Regions from separate parts of the Homo sapiens genome. Here region 2 is linked to region 1. A link is a loop called in an ENCODE intact Hi-C map of the cell type or tissue named here. Cell type or tissue: PC-3. All regions are shown on one strand. Links, peaks and the distances in the headings refer to the core of each region. The heading gives the core; the rest is flanking DNA.

The links. Peaks named below come from ENCODE experiments on the same cell type or tissue, not always from the same donor. Only the 100,000 strongest peaks of a DNase experiment are listed, where the experiment ranks them.
Region 2: a loop joins it to region 1, with 10 times the contacts of the local background. A loop is called at or near these places in 18 of 110 quality-filtered maps.

What each region holds. Positions count from the first base shown.
Region 1 is chr3:50,969,990-50,972,896 of GRCh38, forward strand. The region is part of intron 5 of DOCK3 (dedicator of cytokinesis 3); the gene reads left to right. Among named protein-coding and RNA genes, the nearest start is that of MIR4787, 300 kb to the left of the region's middle. RefSeq lists a silencer at 1,583-1,642. In PC-3, for the core only: a CTCF peak has its summit at 1,636 (motif pointing right); a DNase peak (open chromatin) is centred at 1,622.
Region 2 is chr3:50,623,511-50,626,417 of GRCh38, forward strand. The region is part of intron 2 of MAPKAPK3 (MAPK activated protein kinase 3); the gene reads left to right. Among named protein-coding and RNA genes, the nearest start is that of MAPKAPK3, 7.8 kb to the left of the region's middle. RefSeq lists silencers at 505-554, 585-684 and an enhancer at 1,976-2,752. In PC-3, for the core only: no CTCF peak of the experiment used is centred there; a DNase peak (open chromatin) is centred at 1,341; H3K27ac peaks cover 1,345 bases.

The DNA of each region.
Region 1 (2,907 bases), core at 230-2,729:
TAAACCCGGGAGGCGGAGCTTCCAGTGAGCCGAGATAGCGCCACTGCACTCCAGCCTGAGCAACAGAGCAAGACTCCATCTTAAAAAAGAAAAGAAAAGAAAAGAAAAGAAAAAAACTATGAAAATAGGACCCAGTCTCTTCTGGCTTATAAAGTTTCTGCCGAGAAGTCTGCTGTCAGTCTGATGTGACTCATTTATAGGTGATTATATGCTTTTATTTTGCTGATTTTAGGATTTTTTCCTTTACGTTCACTTTAGATAGTTGGATGACTATGTCTTGCTGAGGTCTGTCTTGCAGTATATCTTTATGGAGTTCTCTGAGCTTCTCATATCTGGATATCTAAATCTCTAGCAAGACTATGGAAATTTTCCTCAATTATTTCCTCAAATAGGTATACCAAAACTTTTTCTTTTTCTTCTCCATTTGGAATATTTATAACACATAGGTTTGGATATATTACATAATCCTTTACTTCTTGAAGGCTTTTCACTTTTTAAATCTTTTTTCTTTATTTTTGTCTGTTTGGGTTAATTAGAAAGACCTGTCTTCAAGCTCTGAGATTCTTTCCTCTGCTTGTTCTAGTCTATTGTCTTCAGTGAACATTTTATTTCCAGAAGTTCTATTTGGTTTTTCTAAAAAGTGTGTATCTCTTCAGTAAATTTTTCATTTATGTCCTAAATATTTTTTTCTGATTTCTTTGTGTTGGTTTTCAACTTTTTCTTAGATCTCATTGAGCCTTTTTTTTTTTTAATTTAAAACAGGGTATCACTCTCTTGCCCAGACTGCAGTGCAGTGGTGCAAAAATAGCTCACTGCAGCCATGAACTCCTGGGGTCAAGTGATCCTTCAGCCTCCCAAGTTTCTGGGACTACAGGCACATACTACCACACTCATCTAATTTTTATATATATATATATATATATATATATATATATATATATATATATATATATATATAATGTGTGTGTGTGTGTGTGTATATATATATATTTTTTTTATTTTAATTTTTAATTTTTTTTTTTTGAGATAGGGGACTCACTATGTTTCCCATGCTGGTCTTGAACTCCTGGCCTCAAGTGATCCTCTGGCTTTGTCCTCCCAAAGTGATGGGATTACAGCTGTGTGTCATCATGCTCAGCCCCACTGAGATTATTTAAAATCAGTTTTGAAATCTTTATCTGGTATTTCAAAGATTTCATTTTGGTTAGTATGATCTATTGCTGAGGAATTAGTGTGATCCTTTGGGGGTGTTGTAATGCTGTTTTTTTATATTTTCAGAATTGTTTCTCTGTTTCCTTCTTTTCTAAATAAACTATTTTTCTTATTTTTGAATTTACTTATGTTGGATGGTATTAGTTTTTCCCCTTGAAGATGTGACTATAATGTATGTTGTATAGGGTCATTAGGTTCTGGATGCTTTTAGTGGTAAAGACTATATGAACTCCTTGTAATAGACAACCTTTGTGGGGTGGTTTTCTTAAATGCTGGTTGTAGTAACAATGCACTAGATGTATGAACAGTCTCACTCCCTCTTGCGGGACCAGGTTGGCGAGGTCTCAGGAAACTAACCTTGTTTCCTGGTGCTGTGCACTTGTGTCAGCAGATTTTATATTGGGTTTTGCAGTTCAACCTGTAGGCCAGTAGGTGGCGCTTACAGGTAAGGGCTGGCTGAGGCAGAAGCAGATGTGTATATGCTAGACAGATAAAGGACTTTATTTACCAGAAGCAGCTCTCTGTTGCCTCAGGAACTGGGCTGGTCTATAGAATACACAGTGGCCTTAGATCCCTGCTCAGTAACTGAGGTGGGGAACAAAGCCAGGCAGATCTGAACCCCCATGCTTACTCTCAGATACCCCAGTGCCAGGCACAAGCACCAGCACTGATTAGACTGGCAAGGGGAGCTCCTGGTGAAATCTGCTGAGGTCCCCACAGGAGGTGGGGTTGCTGCCCCAGCTCCATGACCTATACAGGCAGGAATATGATCCACTTCCCTGTCATGCTCTTGTCCAGTGCTCGGAACACTCAGATTGGACAGACAATGCTTTCTATCTCCAGGCTGCAGTGTAGCCAAGAGCTGTGAAGATATCTATCTTGTGGCTCACAGTCAAAATGTCTTCTTTGTGGAACTTCCTCCCTCATCCCAAAGCACACAGCTCTGTGGTTGTCCTGCTCTTCACTGCAGGTATGCTGCTACTGGGAGGGGCCCTGCATTTTGTGCAAGGCTGGGCCTGATGGGCACACCACCAGTGGGGATGCTGCTGCCCCCTAATCGCCCTAGAATAGGCATCCTCCAGTGTGCCTTTGCCAGCCTCCTGCAGGAGTAGCCATGGCTTTGTGTGCAGTGGTGGGTAATGGTGGGAGAGAAGTCTCCCTCTCTGTATCTGCGCCTGAGCACTGAGGCTGCCTGGCTCCTGGGATGGAACCACACTCTTCCCTTTTAGAACTAAGCACAACATCTGCATTTCCACTGGAAGTGGTGCAGTCACTTCTACCCCACAGATGGGCAGCTCTAAGGCAAGGGAAAGCATGCACTGTGGTCTCTTTTGTCTCAAGGGGTGCCCCTTTGGCGGGTTGCACTCTTGCCTTAGGAACAACATTCCCTGAGGACTGGGACACTGGGAACCCTGAAGCTCTCCTCGGTTCAGCCAGCCCTGTGTGCCTGCTGCAATTCATGTGGGTGCGGAGAAATGTCTGCTAGGACTCCAGTGATGTGGAAACACAAGCACTGAGGTTTCCTGGTGGATTTATTTCTAGTTTCTCTATGCTGTTATATTGGTTATGTGTCTGTTTTTGTACCAGTACCATGCTGTTTTGGTTACTATAGCTTTGTAGTGTATTTTGAAATCAGGTAATGTGATGCCTATAGCTTTGTTCTCTTTGCTCAGGGTTGCTTTGGCTATTTTTTTT
Region 2 (2,907 bases), core at 309-2,808, 350 kb before region 1:
AGCTCTCCAGGATTCAGGCCTTGGTGCTGTGGATTCTGATACCCCCATAAACGGCTAACAGTTTTTCAGAGCATTCTGCCCAGCGGGCCCTGTCCACAGTGCACAACAAGGCACAGAATGAGTTGTCTTACCTAACTCTTATCACTCCCATTATATGGATGAGGTTCAGAGGTCAGCAGCTTGCCCAAAGTGCTCAACTAGTGGGTAGCAGGGCTGAGCTGTGAGCCTAGGCAGTTTGATGCCAGAGTCCTAGCATCTAAGTCATCTCACTCCTCATGCAAGTCTGTGGGGACACGGGAGGGTCTCTGAGACTTGGTCCTTGGAAAGATGCTGGCATTGTCCTCTCTGGCTCCACTGGGAGCCCTGGCAGCCCCAGCTGGGCCCTGAGTGATGCTGCCAGTGTCTACCTACATCTGCTCAGTCCTCCTCACTGTATGGAACTCTGTGCCAGTGATTGGACAGGTGGCAGTCCCATGAGGCCAGCACACAAGGACCATGATGACTGTGAAGGCCACCTCAGAAAGGTCGTGTGCCTTTTCCCAGGCCTTGTGAGTCTCAGACAAGTGCAGCTGGGCAGAGCCCAGAGCACCACGGGCAGGAAATCAGACTGGTGAGTGGGCGAGTGGAAACTGTATCTGGGCTGGGCCAGCTAGGAGAGGCTTCCTGGAAGAGGTTGCCAGTTTAATTCAGACCTCTGGTTTGAGAAGGATGTGGATGACAGAGGAAGGCACAGGGTGTATGTGTGTGCCTGTGTGTGTGTGCACTCACGTGTGTGTGTGTGTGTGTGTATGTGTATGTGTGTGTGCATGTGTGTGACAATATGCCTGGTTTAGACATTCAGCACCTGCTGTGGAGTACCAGTTTCCCACTCGCAGACCTGTGTTCTGGCAGGATGTGGTTGACCTCAGCAGGGCCGGTGTCAAAGTCCTGACAAAGACTGGGAAGCTGAGGGAGGACCAGAGGAATCTGTGGAGGAAGAGGCGTTTGTGTAGGGCCTTGAAGGGTAGAGCACCATTGCTGAGGGTGCTGCAGGGACTCCTGGGTCACTTGGGCTGTTGTTCAGACTATATGGGAAGGACTCAGTTTTCATTACAACAGAGGTCTGTTGTATCTCTTCTGAGCTTCACACCTGGGGAAGTGGAGTTAGATCCCTCATTTTCCTCTGCTGGGGACATCATCATGGAAGATCTCTGGGTGGAGGCAGTAGTTGGAACATCTGGCTCTGTAAGCCCGCAACCTCCCTTGGCTCCAGGCTGCCATGTCTAATGGTGAAGGCCCATGGGCAAGAGCTGAGGACATCCCTAGGTGAGAGGCATTCCAAGCATACCTGTGCCATGAGAGTGTGCACAAAGCGCTTCCTGGAGAGCTGGCTCTGCTGCTCTCAGGACAGTGAGACCATGGCTCCTGTGAGCACTGGTGTTTTCCCTGGAGAACATTAGTTCTACTGCTCTCCCTCCATCTATTGGACATCTTGTGTGGTCCCAGATGAAAGGCCCCATCTTGGGGTTGAGAGAGGAACAGTGCTCTCGGCTTAAAATGCTTTCTGTGACATTCTCCCCAAGTGACTTTGGACTAAAGGCAGTTTCATAATCTTTTGCAAAACCATCATCTTTGTGGTGCAGTTGAACCCTGGGTTTGAATATGTGGTGGGGAGTAGGATCCAGTCTCGGTGACTGTTACTATCCCTGCATTCATGCTATGAGACAACATAGGCCGGCAGACACTCAGAAGGCAGGGCTCTCATTTGGGGTGGCCTGGGTGCATTTGCTGGTGAAACATTATTGGTTTTTATGAGGACTCACTTGGGTGCGCCCTGCACCTGGGGAACCCAGCCCCTTGAGGGACAGGAAAGAATGGCGTGAAGGGAGCTCTGGGTCCTGGGCTCCTCCCCACCCTCCTGCCCGTTTGGAACTAAGTGGATTAGGCCCTGTGCAATTGTGATTAAAATCCTGCTGTGTGGGAACCGTGGAGGTTTGGCTTAGAGCAGGAACACGAGGCTCCCGTTTGGGGAACAAGGAGCCTCAGGAGGCCCTTTCAGCACTAGACAGGCCAGAGATGCTGAAAAGATTGCTTTTGTTTTTGAGGCGGGTTTGGGATTAGGGTTGCCTTTTTCTTTAGACTAGGGCTTTGTCTTTGCTGCCTTCTCCTCATGGCACTAGCGATCTTTCTGTCCTCTGCCTCCTCGTCCCTCTCATTTCTCCTTTTCCACCTGTTTCTCCTGCTATCGCTCTGTCCCCGCTCTCCCGGGCCTTGCCAGTTTGCCTGTCTCGTGTGTTTCAGGCCTCATGGCCTCTTTTCTGCAGCCTGGCAGGCTGAGGGCAGGCGGAGGACAGAGCAGGGCCAGGTCAGGTGCTAAGGACTCATCCTGGTCAGCGGGCAGCTCACTCCCCCACCCCCACCCCAGGGGAGGGTGGGGGTGGGGAAGGAAGGAGGAGTGAGTGCTGTACCCATGCCACTCACAGTGTCCCCTCCTGCTGCCCGCCTTGACCAGGTGTCAGCAGCCTTGGCAGTCAGAACAGTGGACTCAGGAGTTCTTGGGCTGAGCTGTAACCTGAGGAGGTCCCCCGCCACCCCCCCATGGCTTGTGTGAAGTCAACTTCAGCTGCAGTCTCTGCTGTTGGGTCTCCTTTTACGGCCCAATGGTCTGAGACTTTTGCTTGGGACAATTGTGTGGGACTAGGCACAGTACGACCCCCAAGGGTTCCCTAGCCACAGTGAGGTATAGACAGGGCTGAGATCTGACCTGAGTCAGAGCCTTAGAGCCAGCCAGAGGAGCTGGTGGGAGTCTGGGAGGGCTCAAGGTATGAGGTGCAACCTACCGCCATTTTTACAGAGGGCAGAGCTGAGTGTGAGCTGCACCTGCACTAGCTGGTGTGAACACTCAAGACTCTCTAGCTGGCACCCTGC